2 separate regions of the Homo sapiens genome follow, and region 2 is linked to region 1. Evidence: chromatin loops called from intact Hi-C (ENCODE). Cell type or tissue: Calu3. All regions are shown on one strand.

Region 1 (8,000 bases):
ATTAATCACATGATCATCTCAATTGATGCAGAAAATTGTTAAACTTCAACATCTATTCATGATTTAAAGAACAACTCTTAGCAACATTAAATAAAAGGGAAGTTTATGAAAAAAAGAATATTTAAACATTTATCAGCAAACCTGACACTTAATGCTGAAATATTGACAACTTTCTCTTTGAGACCTGGAACAAGACAAATATGTCCATTATCACCACTTCTATTCAGTATTGTACTGAAGGACATATGCAGGGAAAATTACAAGAATTTGAGAAAATAAATAAAACAGCTGTTATCCACAGATAATATGATTGTGTATGTAGAAAGCTGAAATAAATCTACAGGTAAAAGGTTGTTAGAAATAAGGTTAACATACAAAAATCAATTTTTGTATGTAACAATTTGAATATGAAATTTTGATAGCATCAAAAGAATTGATCAGAAACACATTTAAAATAGTATGTGCAAAACCTCTGCTATAAAATATTAAGAATAAAGTCAAAATAGAGGAATAAAAAAGAGTATATGATGTGCATGGGTGGGGTAATTCAATGCTGTGAAGATATCAGTTTTCCCCAAAGTTGATCTTTAAGTTCAATGCAATGTCATTCAAAATCCCAGGTTTTTGTTTTGTTTTTGTTTTTGTTTTAAATGAACCTGAGAAGCTGATTCTTAAGTGTCTATGGAAGTGCAAAAGACCAAGAATAGCCAAAATATTCTTGAAAAATAACAATGTGGAAGAAGTACTCTATAAGATTTACAACTTATTATAAAGATGTAGCAAGTAACATTGGTACCAGGATGAAAAAGTATGCCAAAGGAACTCAAAAGAGAACACAGAAACAGAACCACGTATATATGGACACTGATTTATGACACAGTAGCTGCAGAGCAGTGGAAAACAATGTGGACCACATGGATATCCATATAAATAAAAGAAGAAAATTGACCTGTGACTCATATTATAAGCAAGTATCAATTCCTAGTGAACTGTAGATATAATTGTGAAAGGCAAAACAATAACAAAGCTTATACAGGATAATTTTATCATGATTCAAAAAAAAAAGAAGGTTTCTTAAAGAGGACCAGAAAGGAATTAACCAAAAAATAAAAGATTGACAAATTGGATTATATCAAAGTTAAGAACATCTACTCATCAATAGATACTGTTACAATAACCAAAAGCAAAACACACAGTGGGAAAATTAACAAATGATTCATAAACTGATTATATTTAGAACTCCTATAGATCAGTAAGAAAAATGCAGTAACTCAAAAAGGGGCAGGAGACGAGAATGCAAACAAAACCCACGTTATACTACTGCACATCCACTCAAATGATTAAAAAGACTGCCAATACGAAGCATTGCTAAGAATGTGTAAATTAATCTCATGCAGTGCTAGTAGGGGTCAAATTAACACAACCACTTTGAAAGACTGTCATTATTTACAAAATGTACAAAATATTTACAAAATTTAGACATATGAATACCTTATGGCCTAAAAATCATACTACCGAGTTATACCCAACTGAAATGCATGCACATGTGTAGCAAGAGACAGACATGAGAATGTTCATGGTAGTATTATTTACAAAAACAAAATGAGCAAAATAACCCAAATGCCCATCAACAGTAGAAAGGAGAAGTGAATTATGTTTTATTTCAATAATTCAGATATTTAAATGAATAAACTACAGCCACTCATAAGCATATAGATGAATTTCTCAAGTACAAGATTGACTAAAAGAAGCTAGATACAAAAGAACACAACATATGATTTTACCCACATAAAGTGCAAAAACAGTGCAAAAACTAAACCATGGTGTTTAATGCATGCTTAGGTGGCAAAACTATAAAGGAAGTAAGGAGTTAATTTCCTAAAGTCGAGGATAGTAATTACACTGGATGGGAAGGACAGGTAAAAAGTTGGAAGGGGCGCATGTGGTTTTTGGAGTGCTGGCAATGTTCTATTTATTCACTTGGGTGGTGGTTGCCTAGGTATGTTCACTTTGTAATAATTAATCGTGCTGCATATTTTTGTTTTGTGAACTCTGTGTGTTTTATTTCATAATGAAAAGATTAAAAATAAACTATTGCCAAAAATGTTTGACCTGAATCTAACATCCAGAAGACAGAGGGACAATTTAATTGACACCACCAGGAAACAATCAGACAAAATATAGAATATTCCATGTAAGACAACTTGCCCGGTCTCTACAAAAAGATGAAGTCTTTTTTTTTTTTAAGTGAGGGACTGCTCCAGAACAAAAGAGACAAACGCATAACAACCACAATACTTCATGGGGGAAGAAAGTGATTTAAGACATTTTAGGCACAAATAGCACATTTAAAATATGAACTAGATAATAAATGGTATTAAAGAATTACTCATAATTTTTCTGGTGTAATAATATTATGACAATGTAGTTGAATGTCCTTCATTATATAGATGGCTGCTGAATTATTTAGGGTTAAAACATCTGAAAATAATATTGAAAAAAATGCACACACATATACATATATGTACAGAGATAAACAGAGCAAAATAATTGGCATGTGCCTGCAGTCCCATCTACTTGGGAGGCTGAGATGGAAGGATTGCTTGAGCTCAGATGTTTGAGACCAGCCTGGGCAACAAAGTGAGACTCTGTCTCTTAAAAAGATAAGATGTAAGTTAAAATCAAAATATTAATAATTATTCCATCAAGGTGGTAAATGTTTATTGTACTATTCTTTCAAATTTTCTATTGAAGAGTTTTATAGTAGAAAGTTGAAAAGTAGTTGAACAATTCAATTATCTTTCTTATACCTGGAAAAAATGAGAGGAAGAGAAAAAAAAGGAAGGGAGGAAGGCAGGCAAGAAGCCAGGCGTTCAGGAAGGAAGAAAGGAAGGAAAGAATACACATATAATACATGGGAAAATCCTTGGATTCATTAGAAGAATAAGTAGACAAAATAAGCCATTACTATGAATTGGCAATGATTTTAAAAAATTGATTTGAATAATATCTCTATATGTTGCATATGTTCTCCACATCCCTTTTCTCAATTTCACATGTTAATCTAAATAACATCACAGAATAATTTTTATAAGGTATTATTTCTTTCTATACAATGTTTCTTATAAATAATACAATCATAGGGTTCAAAACATAAAAAGCATTAAATAGTTTACAGAAAAAAGTACCCCTCTCTCCTATGCCCATGTTATATGTCCTTCCAGAGATATGCTGTACACTCATAAGCAAACTCATATATACTAGTTCATATGTATTAAGGGACTTTTAAATTTAGGTTCTCCTTGACCTTACTTTGGTTTTTTTCTCCTAAGATTACATATGCACATTGCCAGCAGCGATGAACAAGTTGTTATTTGGTGGACAGCACCCTCTTGTGCATGAACTGAATTTTCAAGGGAAATCTGACAAAAAGTAGAATAAATTACATGAATATTCTCTCATGGAATTACAATTGTAAAAGTTCCTTGAAGCCAAGTGGTCTGCCCCCTTGCCTTCAATAAGTCAGTTAAGACCAGCCCTAAAGTATTAGTCATTTTCTTTTAAATCTTCAGAAGAAGGTGTCCCCACACTTGCCTTACCAATTTCACATATATTTTGTGCTTTTTGGTCTCCAAAACATTCTCACATCCATAATATTTTGTTTGATTACAACCTGAGTTATTGTCCCCTTTTTCCACTGAAATATATTAATAATTCACATACCAAATAACTCGCCCATTTAAACTATACAGCTGATTTTTAGTGTATTTGCAGCCTTTTACCACCATCACCACAATTAATTTAGAACGTTTTCATCAGCCCGAAAACAAATTCCGTACCCATTGGCAATCACTACCAATTACCCCAATCCTGCCTCAGCCCTAGGCTATCATGAACCTATTTTCTGGTTCTGTAGATTTCCCTTTTCTAGACATTTAATAAAAATAGAACCCATACAATATGTGGCATGGCCGTTTATGACTAGCTTCTTTCCTTTAGCATACTGTACACAAGGTTCATGTATGCTGTAGCATGTATCAGTACTGCTTTCCTTTTTATTGCTGAATAATATTCCATTTTACGGCTGTGCTACATTTTAATTATCCATTCATCAGTTGATGGACATTTGGATTGTTTCCACTTTCAAGGTAGTATGAATAAATGCTGCTATAGACATTTGGCCTCCTTTTTATTTTCTTTTATTTTTTAAAGATATTTTAGGCAGAAATAGCACATTTAAAATATGAACTCCATCTCACTCTGTCACCCAGGCTGGAGTGCAATGGCACGATCTTGGCTCACTGCAACCTCCACCTCCCAAGTTCAAGCCATTCTTCTGCCTCAGCCTCCCAAGTAGCTAGGATTACAAGCGTGTGCCACCACGCCTGGCTAATTTTGTATTTTTAGTTAAGAGATGGGGTTTCACCATGTTGGTCAGGCTGGTCATGAACTCCTGACCTCAGATGATCCACCCACCTCGGCCTCCCAAAGTACTGGGATTACAGGCGTGAGCCACCGTGCCCGGCCTCTTTTTTTTTTTTTTTTTTTTTTTTTGAGACAGAGTCTTGCTCTGTCGCCCAGGCTGGGATACAGTGGCACAATCTCGGCTCACTGCAGCCTCCACTTCCAGGTTCAAGTAATTCTCCTGCCCCAGCCTCCCAAGTAGCTGGGACTACAGGCACGAGCCACCACGCCCAGCTAATTTTTGTATTTGTAGCAGAGACAGGGTTTTGCCATGTTGTCTAGGCTAGTCTGGAACTCCTGGCCTCAGGTGATCCGCCCACCCCAGCCTCCCAAAGTGTTGGGATTACAAGCATGAGCCACCGCACCCGGCCGCCCTCCTTTTTCAGTTGCAAAGATGGAAGTCTCCTGAGCCGAGATAATCAGAGGCTCACAAAAAGGGGACTTGGCTTTGCCCATAGCCACCACCATTACCAAAAGCACTCCAACTACAGTGGCATCCCCCACAACTCCAATTCACCTAGGTCCTGTCATCTATCATCTCTAATTCTTCACCCCCAAAATGATCGTCCCATTACTTGCCACAGTCTCCCACCTCTTCCTAACCCTTAAGCCTTTCCTCTGGTTCTCTAAAGGAAGAGCTTTATCTCAATTTTATTCCCAAACTGACTTCACTAAACGTGAGCTCTCCTGAGGATACTACTTCCCATCTCTTTCAAGTGAAAGTATTTTCCTGTCATACCCTAGACCCTAAGAGCAGGACATGAGTCCCCTTCTTCCTCTTCCAACACTACTTCAAACAAGTTCTCAATCCTCATCCCAAAACTGTAACTATAGGAGCTTAAGACACCACCGTCCTCGTCGCTATATTCTAGTGATTTCTGTTCACTCCCTCTCATTCAGAGGTCACTCTCTCTCATCCCCCATGCCTCAATGCCTTCCCTTCTTCTATATTTCTTCCAATTTTCTGGGTAACTTTAATATCCTTCAGGGCAATGCATACAGCACACCAGCCTCTCCATGTTCCTTAAACTCCAATGACCTTTTCCTCCTCCTGCTTTCTACCCTAGAACTTGTGGAATCAGGCCAATTCACTAAATGAACAATTGGCAGAATATACTTTAATATTTGTTACTATTAATAAAGTTTACAACTGTACTCCACATCAAATGGAATAGATTTAACAGCTTTTGATAATTTCCTGTGACATTTTAGTTGAATAGTGTTACTTCATCTTCACAACAGCTTTTAAGGAATGTGCAATTCGTTTCTGATCTGCCTCTGTTCTTGTAGCTGAAAAATGCTGGACCAGAGAAAAGATGCAGAAAAGTTGGAAAGGAGGCCAGGCAGCACACAGCAAGCCTGGCTCCTGATCCCAGAGGGAAGTAAGACCGATGGGCAGGGAGGTGGTGAAGATGGAAATGTATTCAAGAATAGAAATATATTAATGGCACATTCATACTTATCAGTGCATGTTTTCTTATTAATAAATTTTTATGACCCTCAGTCTTTTCTTTCTGCTCAGATAATGAATATTCTCATTCTCTTCTCTCTTTTCTTCTGCCACTGCCTTAGTTTGCTCCTACCTCTTTTCTCACATAGATCACTGCTGGTAACTCCTGGCTGCCATCATCTCTGATTAGTTCCACACCCAGTGTCTCTTGTGCCTTCTGAATCCACCATCTCTATTCGCCATCATGATTGCCAAATGAATCTTTTTCCATCACAAATCTGATCTCATAACTCACTTGCCTAATATCCTTCAGATGCTCCCACAGCCTTCAAAATAAAATCCAATTCATTCATTACCTTTTTCCTCACACCCTACACTTAGAGCTGCTACCACCCGTTGGCACCTCTGGGTAACAATAAATTTTAAGTCAATACGTTATTTAGTTCTCAACAATGATAAAACGTGTCATATGTAAAGTCAATATAGCATCTGAATAAATTACATATATCAGATGTAAACATGAAATTATAGAAAGTTTAAAATTATCAAAATCATTGAGGACTCAAAGTTATCATAAATTAATAAAAACGAATTATAATGAGCAAGAACGCAAAGTCACTGTGAAGGAATCAATTTTAAAAATAAAACTTTGTTAAAATTATAAAACTAAGTTCTTTAGGATCATTTCAGTGCTTACTCTAATATCTTGTTTTCTTCAGAAATAATCACCAGATTTGCCAGTCTTTCTTGTGATACTGTAGACTTTAAGTGGTTCTAAAAAATTTTTAATTTTGAGAGGCTACCTTTTCACTGGCAAAATGATACTAGAAAAGAAAAAATATCTTTGAGAATTTCAAAGTATTTTGGAATGTGTTCAGTAAATTATCTCCATAAATATATTGTAATAATTAAATAGAATTAATACTAGACTTTGGAAAATAAGGCTTCCAGATACTCATACATGAACAAACCATAGGTATCCCATATATGGAATCAGAACCTACTTCCTATTATGACCCCCCGATGAATCATGTGTACATTGAAGTTTGAGAAGCACTGACATAGAAAAGTCATGATACCTCAGTATAATTTTTTCTTATTTTGAAAAAATAAAACAGCTTTATTGAGATATAATTCATGAATATAAAACTGCATGTATTTAAAGCTTATAAATTGATGAGTTTCAATGTATGTACACATCTAGGAAATCACCATCACAATCTTCTTTTTAAAGATAATACTCTTTCAGCTAATGTAGAAACAAAGCAAAGAGCATATTATTTGATGCTGGATCAAAGAGGGCTTGATTTTGACATGTGCAGCCAAACTGAGACTTCTTAGTCTTCTAGATTGTCTTTGCTGTATCAATATCAAGGGACTTTATTTAGAATTTGTAACATATGTTTTTTAAAGTGGTAAGAGACATATAAAATTAACCATCTTAACCATTTTAAAATGTGTAGTTCAATATTAAGTATATTCACATTGTTGTGAAACAGATCTCCAGAACTTTTTCATCTTGCAACTGTATACACATTAAACAACATCTCTGTCATTCCTATTTTAGTATATGTGCTGCCAAAGCAAGCACAATAACATATACTTTTGTAAGTATTATCACTTTATTTATCTTTATAGAATTTCTTAGTTTCTTTGATGCTTTCAAGGCCATTATTTACATTGAATTTAGTCCTGCATCATGTTCATTATACCTGTATTTTGACTTAAAATATGCCAAATTAGTCCTAAGAAAGTAAGTTTAAAGTGGATATTTTCAATTTATGCCTATATCTTGAGTTCTAGACTCTACATCTTTATTAATATTATCAATAATTTCCACAAAAGGATTTTATACTACGTACAATTCAGTTCTTAGTGGCCTGATGGCATCATCTCAATTTTCCTGTAGATATTGACAATAGTTTCCATAAATGACTTCTCTGACACATTTCAACATGTTGAAACCAAAATGTATTGTTTATTACAATAATCGCATAGTTATTGGGTAAAATAAAGAAATCTAGCGTGTCAAAACAGATTCTTCTGCTGCTTCATCCATTACCAAGTTTAAAGAGTGAATGGAACA
Region 2 (8,000 bases), 280 kb before region 1:
AACTACTCCACTTGCAACAACTACCAGCAGTTGAGAGTTACTGTTCACATGGGAGATGTCACTGATGGATGTCTGTTGCACAAATGAACAGTATAGAAGGATTAAAATGATTGAAAACCACTGCTTTAGAATTTTGAAAGCATGAAAACACACCAGTCTTTGCAGGCTTTTCATTCACTCTCAGCCTACATCCTACAAATCCTGTTGACCCCACCTTTAAAATACATCTAGAATCCTACCACGTTAAGCCAGCTGAATCATTGGCGTTTATTTGATTTCAATTATTTGATTATCAGTTACTGCAGATGAGAAATGACAAATTGTAATTTTGGTCAGCTGTCCATTTACCACTCTAGGGCATCATAGGAAAACAGTGCCTTTGTGTGGTTACTTAATTCTTCCAAAGACTAATCCTGTTTTATAGGACTAGAAACTCATTGTCAATAAACCCACAGTGGAAAAATCTTAGGAATACTGATTCACCATAACAAACTTTAGAGGAGACTAATGAAGTTCAGAATTCCATTTGTTTTTATTTATCTAGAATATATTCACATAGGTTGCTCAGTGTCTCATTTCCACTGAAGGAAAGTCCACAGGCTTTGTAGTAAGTAAACCTTACTAGCAAGTAATTACATTACACATTACCACTTAGGATGAGTGATTTCTGCAGTTAATTGCCCTAATTTTGGTGAATTTAATCATCAAGCAGTAACCTTATATATATGTATAATACAAACAGAACTCAAACTCTAAGATAGCAGGTGTACTAGCAAAGTCTTCCAAGAAAAAAAACATCAATTACTTGTCCTTGTCTTCAGGCACAATCATGTGTAAGACATTTGAGAAAAGGCTTTGTTTTCCACATTTTTTTTTTAACTTGTTAGATTCAGGGAAACATGAAAGTTTGTTACATAGGTAAACTCATGTCACATGGGTTTGGTTTACAGATTATTGCATTACCCAGTTATTAAACCCAGTACCCAATAGTTATCTTTTCTGCTCCTCTACCTCCTCCCACTCTCCCCGCTCAAGTAGACCTCAGTGTCTATTGTCCCCTTTTTTGTGTTCATGAGTTCTCACCATTTAGCTCCCGCTTATAAGTGAAAACATGGGGTATTTGGTTTTCTGTTGCTGGGTTAGTTTGCTAAGGATAATAATAGCCTCGCCCTCCATCCGTGTTCCCGCAGAAGACATGATCTTATTATTATGGCTGCATAGTATTCCATGGTGTATATGTACCACATTTTCTTTATCCAATCTGTCACTGATGGGCATTTAGATTGATTCCATTTCTTTGCTATTGTGAATAATGCTACAGTGAACATTCATGTGCATGTATCTTTATGGTAGAATGATTTATATTCCTCTTGGTGTATACCCCATAATAGGATTGCTGGGTCAAATGCCAGTGCTGCTGTTAGCTCTTTGAAGAATCACCATACTGCTTTCCACAATGGTTGAACGAATTTATACTCCCACCAAGTGTATAAGTGTTCCCCTTTTTTTGAACCTCACCAGCATGTCTTCTTTTTTGACTTTTTAATGATAGCCATTCTGACTGGTATGAGATGGTAGTTCATTGTGGTTTTGATTTGCATTTCTCTGCTGATCAGTAATACTGAGCTTTTTTTCTTAAGCTTGTTGGCTGCATATATGTCTTCTTTTGAAAAGCGTCTGTTCATGTCCTTTGCCTGCTTTTTAATAGGGTTTTCTCTTGTAAATTTGTTTAAGTTCCTTATAGAGGCTGGATATTAGACCTTTGTCAGATGCATAGTTTATAAGTATTTTCTCCCATTCCGTAGGTTGTCTGTTTACTCTGTTGATAGTTTCTTTTGCTGTGCAGAAGCTCTTAAGTTTAATTAGATCCCGTTTGTCAATTTTTGCTTTTGTAGCAATTGCTTTTGGTGTCTTTGTCATGAAATCTTTGTGTCCAGGATGGTATTGCCTAGGTTGTCTTCCAGGGTTTTTAAAGTTTGGGGTTTTACATTTAAGTCTTATCCTTGATGTAATGAACATCGATACAAAAATCCTCAACTTGCAAAGCAAATCCAGCAGCACTTCAAAAAGCTAATCCATCATGATCAAGTAGGCTTCATCTGTGGGATGCAAGGTTAGTTTAGCATACACAAATAAATCACATAAACAGAAATAAAGACATAAACTACATGGTTATATCAATGGATGCAGAAAAAGCTTTCAATAAATTCAACATCCCTTCATGTTAAATACTCTCAATAAACTAGGTATTAGAGGAACATGTCTGAAAATAATAAGAGGCATCTGTGACAAACCCACAACCAACATTATACTCAATGGGCAAAAGCTAGAAGCATTCCCCTTGAAAACCAGCACAAGACAAGGATGTCCTCTCTCACCACTCCTAATCAATATAGTACTGGAAGTCCTAGCCAGAGCAGTCAGGCAAGAGAAGGCAATAGGTGACATCCATATAGGAAGAGAAGAAGTGAAACTATTTGTAGATTATATGTTTCTGTATCTAGAAAACCCCATAGTCTCAGCGCAAAAGCTCCTTCAGCTGATAAACAACTTCAGCAAAGTCTCAGGATAAGAAGTTAATGTAAAAAAATCACTAGCATTCCTATACACCAACAGCAGTCAAGCTAGGAGCCAAATCAGGAAGGCGATCCCATTCACAATTGCCACAAAAAGAATAAAATACCTAGGAATACAGCTAACCAGGGAGGTGAAAGATCTCTACAATGAGAAATACAAAACAGTGCTCAAAGAAATCAAGAAGACACAAACAAATGGAAAAACATCCCATGCTTATGGATAGGAAGAATCAATATCATTAAAATGGCCGTACTGCCCAAAGCAATTTACAGATGCAGTGCTACTTCAATCAAACTACCAATGACATTCTTCACAGAACTAAAAAAACACTATTTTAAAATTTGTGTGGAACCAAAGAAGAACCTGAATAGCCACAGCAATCCTAAGCAAAAAGAACAAAGCTGGAGCCATCACATTACCCAGCTTCAAATTATACTACAGGGCTACAGTAGTATATTAAAACAGCGTGGTACTGGTACAAAAACAGGCACATAGACTAATGGAACAGAATAGACAGCCCACAGACGAAGCTGCACACCTATGACCATCTGATCTTGACAAAGCTGTCAAAACAAGCAATGGGGAAAAGGCTCCCTCTTCAATAAATGGTGCTTTGACAACTGGCTAGCCATATGAAGAAGATTGAAGCTGGACCCCTTCCTTACACCATATACAAAAATCAACTCAAGATGTTTTCCAAATTTCTAGGAAGGAGATTCTCTGACATAACTTTATCATTCATTCTAATGTTTATTGCCCATATTGAGGACATTCCTTAATCTAGTAGTGGGTAATGTGGTAGTTAAATCACCTATAACTCCAAATAACTCAGTAAAGGACTTGGGCTTAGGAGTTGCTAAGTATGAGCAATAATCTGGAATCAGCATCATCATAATTCATCATAAGTTTAGAATATCTTAGGGCAAGCCAAGGTTGATGTTAGAATATGTGGTGTTATGGGTCAGGTTGCTTTTCTTATGCATTTTACCCAGTGGAATAAATTTATTTTAAACAGACACTATGGCAGATAGGAATAATGGAGAAAGAAAAAAAATCAAAGCTTCTAATTAAATAAGTTTTATACATTTCCTCAAAAACTTTAGTATTATAATAATGTCAAGAAACATTTAGTTTCACTTATTCAAAAAAATCAACTTTCACACATTTAGAAAGTAATAGCCTGCTTGGAAGTATATCTGTATAACTGTGAAAGACTAAGTCTTATTTCCATGTCGTGATAATGTTGACCATTTGAGATATAGTAATAGACAACCATATAACCTGATTACAAAGACCTAATCTAATTTGACAGATTTGGAATTATAAATTTAATAATTACTTCTAAAATTTTTGCCTCTTCTGTCTCCCTTCACCTTTGAGAAAACAAAATAATTTTGGATTTCTGACTTTTAGCAAGAGAATATCTGATAAATGTGGCTTTATGCGACAGAAGTATAATTCATATTTGCTTAGAAATGTAAAGATGATAGCAATAGAATGAACTCACTAGGAACTGGTAGTTTTATGGTCACATTAGTACCTGTGATGGAGGTAAGAAGGTAATGCAAAAGCTACAGTGTGATTTAAGCACAAATGTAAAGCTAGACAGAGCAGAATGGAAATAGCACTGTGTTGTAAGACTATGATTGTTCTTTTTGTGGGAAGGACGGGGAATTAGTGGGTTATTACTATAATTGCTGTTATTGCTGTTTGATGGTACGACCCTAATAGTTATAACTTTTTTACCATGAGTTAGCAACCCCAAAATGTTCTACAAATAGAACAGAAGATACCTTTTACCATAAGAAGTGTAAATATGTAGTATCAGATTATAATTAAAAATTAATTGAAAAAAATATAGTATCATACTAATGGAAAGAGCTATGTCTGTAAAATAGAAGTTGTTTCATTTTAATAACCTCCTAAAGATATGATTGGCTCTGGATTGATGACTTTTTAGTTTAATTTTACAATGAAAGAACATGGTTGTGCTGATGATCAATATTAACAATATTCTATATGTTTATGAGCAATGATCATTTTAGATTTCACTTTTATTTTTAGCCCCAGGTCTTTAAAACTAACAGAAGTTTCTGATGCCCTTTATTTTTAGAACCATCTCATCTTTTGCTGTGAAATGGGATTTGTTAGTAAGAATAGCCACTCTAACATAAGGCATGGTCTCTGTGCTTATCTAAAAGTAATCCCATTACCTGAGCTGCAATTTTAGTTACTCATGTAAAGATTTTCTTGAAGTAGACTTTAATGTGCAATGTACTTTTAATTCTTTCAAGTAAAAAATTTTAGATTCACACTAGATGGAGCTCTTTAGCTAATTCCAGGATTATTTTTCAAAAGTTTATTCCCATTGAATGACCTGGTAAATATAATAACCCTAACAATTTCAACCTACAGCATTTTTCAGAATGGTGGCAATGACTAAGATTCCTATTTTATACCTTAGTTTATGTTTTAGATGGTGTGTAAGGATGAGGAGAGGGGTCATATATGAGATTACAGTCATATGCGACTTCGAAAACTAGATTTACCTTGATATTTTAGAAATGTTTAACTTAATAACAAGAAAAACTCTGTGACTGCACATACAGAAAAGTATCTGCTGATCATATATCGTTTGTGTTCTGTTTGTAGGCTAGAGAATGTGTTACCAATTTGTATAAATTCAGCATTGTTTATCCTTTTTTCTTTTCAGATTGTTCCTCATGTGGTTAATTTGGTTCATTCTTTCAAAAATGATGGTCTGCCTTCAAGTACAGCCTTCTTAGTACAATTAACAGAATTGATACACTGTATGATGTATCATTATTCTGGATTTCCAGATCTCTATGAACCTATTCTGGAGGCAATAAAGGTATGATGATAGTTGTACCAATATTTGTGGAGTTGTGTTATATTAATAAGGTGAAACATTCTTATAACCAGCTACTCAATTTACTATTTTATGGTAATATGCTTTTTATTTGAAAAATGCAGTTAGAATCAGGTTTCATTTAGGGAGTAACAGCTTTCTTGCTGGAGTCACCATTCTAAATTAATAACCATATTTCTTTATTTCTGCAGTGTCATCAATTATAAGGCATATCTTTAAATTTATAATAGCTTTTTGGGAAATTTGTTTAAAAAGAAATGCTACGTTAAGTTAATGCATACATCAGATTTGCACCCCAATATTAGAAGTGTTAAAGTATATGTAGAGTACATCTTAGAATACAGGAAATGGAGTTTAATAAAATATTTGACTTTGATTTCTTCCCCTTTTTAATCTTTTTTTTTTTTTTCTTCTTGAGACCAAGTCTCGCTCTGTCACCTAGGCTGGAGTGCAGTGGTACCATTTCTGCTCACTGCAACCTTCACCTCCTGGATTCAAGCGATTCTTCCGCCTCAGCCTCCTGAATAGCTGGGACTACAGGCACCTGCCACCATGCCCGGCTAATTTGTATTTTTAGTAGAGACAGGGTTTTACCATGTTGGCCAGGCTGGTCTGAAACTCCTGACCTCAAGTAATCTGCCTGCCTTGGCCTTCCAAAGTCCTGGGATTACAGGCGTGAGCCACTGCACCTGGCCTCTTTTTTAATTCTATTTTTGCTGTGGACTGTTCATCAATGTTTCGAATCTTTACTTGAATTATTTGTGGAGTTATACTGTGTTTCAATTTTATATGGAAATGGTTCTAAAAAGCACTTTTTTTTTTTTTTGGACAGTCTTGCTCTGTTGCCCAGGCTGAAGTGCAATGGCATGATCACGGCTCACTGCAGCCTCTACATCTTGAGCTCAAGTGACCCTCCTGCCTCAGCCTCCCAAGTAGCTGGGACTCCAGGTGCACACCACCACGCCAGGCTAACTTTTTATTTTTTGTAGAGTCGGGGCCTCACTATGTTGCTCAGGCTGGTCTTGAATTCCTAGGCTCAAGTGATCCTCATCCTCCCAAAGTGCTGGGATTACAGGCATGAGCCACTGTGCCTAGCCTAAAAAGCACTTCTGTTTGTGTTGAAGACTGGATCACAATAAACATACTTTCCTCTCAGTAAACTTACTGCATAATCAGTGTATAGCAAAAGAATAGGAGAACTGAACTCAGCCAAACTCAATCAGAAATTATTAGAAATCAATTCTATTGATGGTTTTTTTGAGATCTGAATTTCAACATAAAGGTCTTATTATCTTTACTTCTGTATCTGAGGTGGATTAAAAACAGTTCTTTTTACTGTATCATTAACTAAATCAAACTTATTTTGGTTGAGCTCAGAACACAAAGACTGTTAAGCAATTAATGTATATTGCTGGGGTGACACTTTGACACTTCAGAAGTAGATTATGTTCAGGAGCATTGTGAAGTGGATTTGATGGTAATATTAATCTCTTTCTACATTGTCCCTGGATCCATAGATGATAGTTGCTGCACTTGTTAATTGATTGCCATTGTTTAGTTCATCAGAGTTTTTCATGTTGAAAATTCTGATAACTCATATAGGCTCAGAAGAAACAATGGGCTCGCTCTAAGCCCAAAGAAAGCACTTTTTCTTAGCTGTCAACAACAACAAAAATGAGAAGATTGAAACTCCTTCAGAAAATGTTTGTTTGTTAAGGTCTAAGTGCCAGATGCTAATAGCAATCCAGATAAGCCCTAATGATTTTACCAACTTCCCTTACTCTCCAGTGCTCTATTCATGCTTGAAATAATTTACACTTGAAATGTTATCTCATACTTCACAAAGTTGATAAGAAAAATCCATATGTTGTAATAATTTTCTATATGGGTAACATGAGATTAAGTTTTATTTTTCTTAAAGGTCATTGTGCATAGATGCTTTCATTTCTCATTTCTTAATTACTTTGGGATTTTATTTCTAAGGGTTAATACTGAGTAAATATTAGTATTTAATGAAAAGGAGACATTTTTATTACAAAATTTGAAAACAAATTGTTTACTTATGTTTAACTGTGTGCTAAAATTTAAGTCTTCATTCTACTGCCTTTGAATAGCACTGCAGTGTATTCTCTGACCCCAAAGTTTTATTTTATAAACATTTTGCTGGCATATAGAGAACATAAAGAGTTCAAATGTGACTTGAATTTCCAGCTTTTGAGTATTCCTTAACTTGATAAAATCTGTTATTAGACAATATTTATTTTTGCCATACAGTGAAATTTGATATTTTCATGACTAGCCAAGTACTGCCAGTTACTTCAAAACTAAGTGGGGGAAAAGAAAGTTCAAATGTCGGTGTAAGAATCTTCTTAATGGTGTTAATTAATTTAACAACAAAAATAATTTTTACTTTACTTTTAAACTGTTTTTCTTCTTTATGACCTATAGGATTTTCCTAAGCCCAGTGAAGAGAAGATTAAGTTAATTCTCAATCAAAGTGCCTGGACTTCTCAATCCAATTCTTTGGCGTCTT

The links. Hi-C counts contacts between places; a loop is a spot of excess contacts. Peaks named below come from ENCODE experiments on the same cell type or tissue, not always from the same donor. Only the 100,000 strongest peaks of a DNase experiment are listed, where the experiment ranks them.
Region 2: a loop joins it to region 1, with 7 times the contacts of the local background. A loop is called at or near these places in 91 of 110 quality-filtered maps.

Annotation. Positions count from the first base shown.
Region 1 is chr4:143,479,584-143,487,583 of GRCh38, forward strand. No RefSeq gene overlaps it. Among named protein-coding and RNA genes, the nearest start is that of SMARCA5, 30 kb to the right of the region's middle. In Calu3, no CTCF peak of the experiment used is centred here; a DNase peak (open chromatin) is centred at 3,388.
Region 2 is chr4:143,198,118-143,206,117 of GRCh38, forward strand. USP38 (ubiquitin specific peptidase 38) reads left to right here. Exons shown (of 10, transcript NM_032557.6): 5 at 5,291-5,449; 6 at 7,916-8,000. Among named protein-coding and RNA genes, the nearest start is that of USP38, 17 kb to the left of the region's middle. In Calu3, no CTCF peak of the experiment used is centred here; no DNase peak of the experiment used is centred here.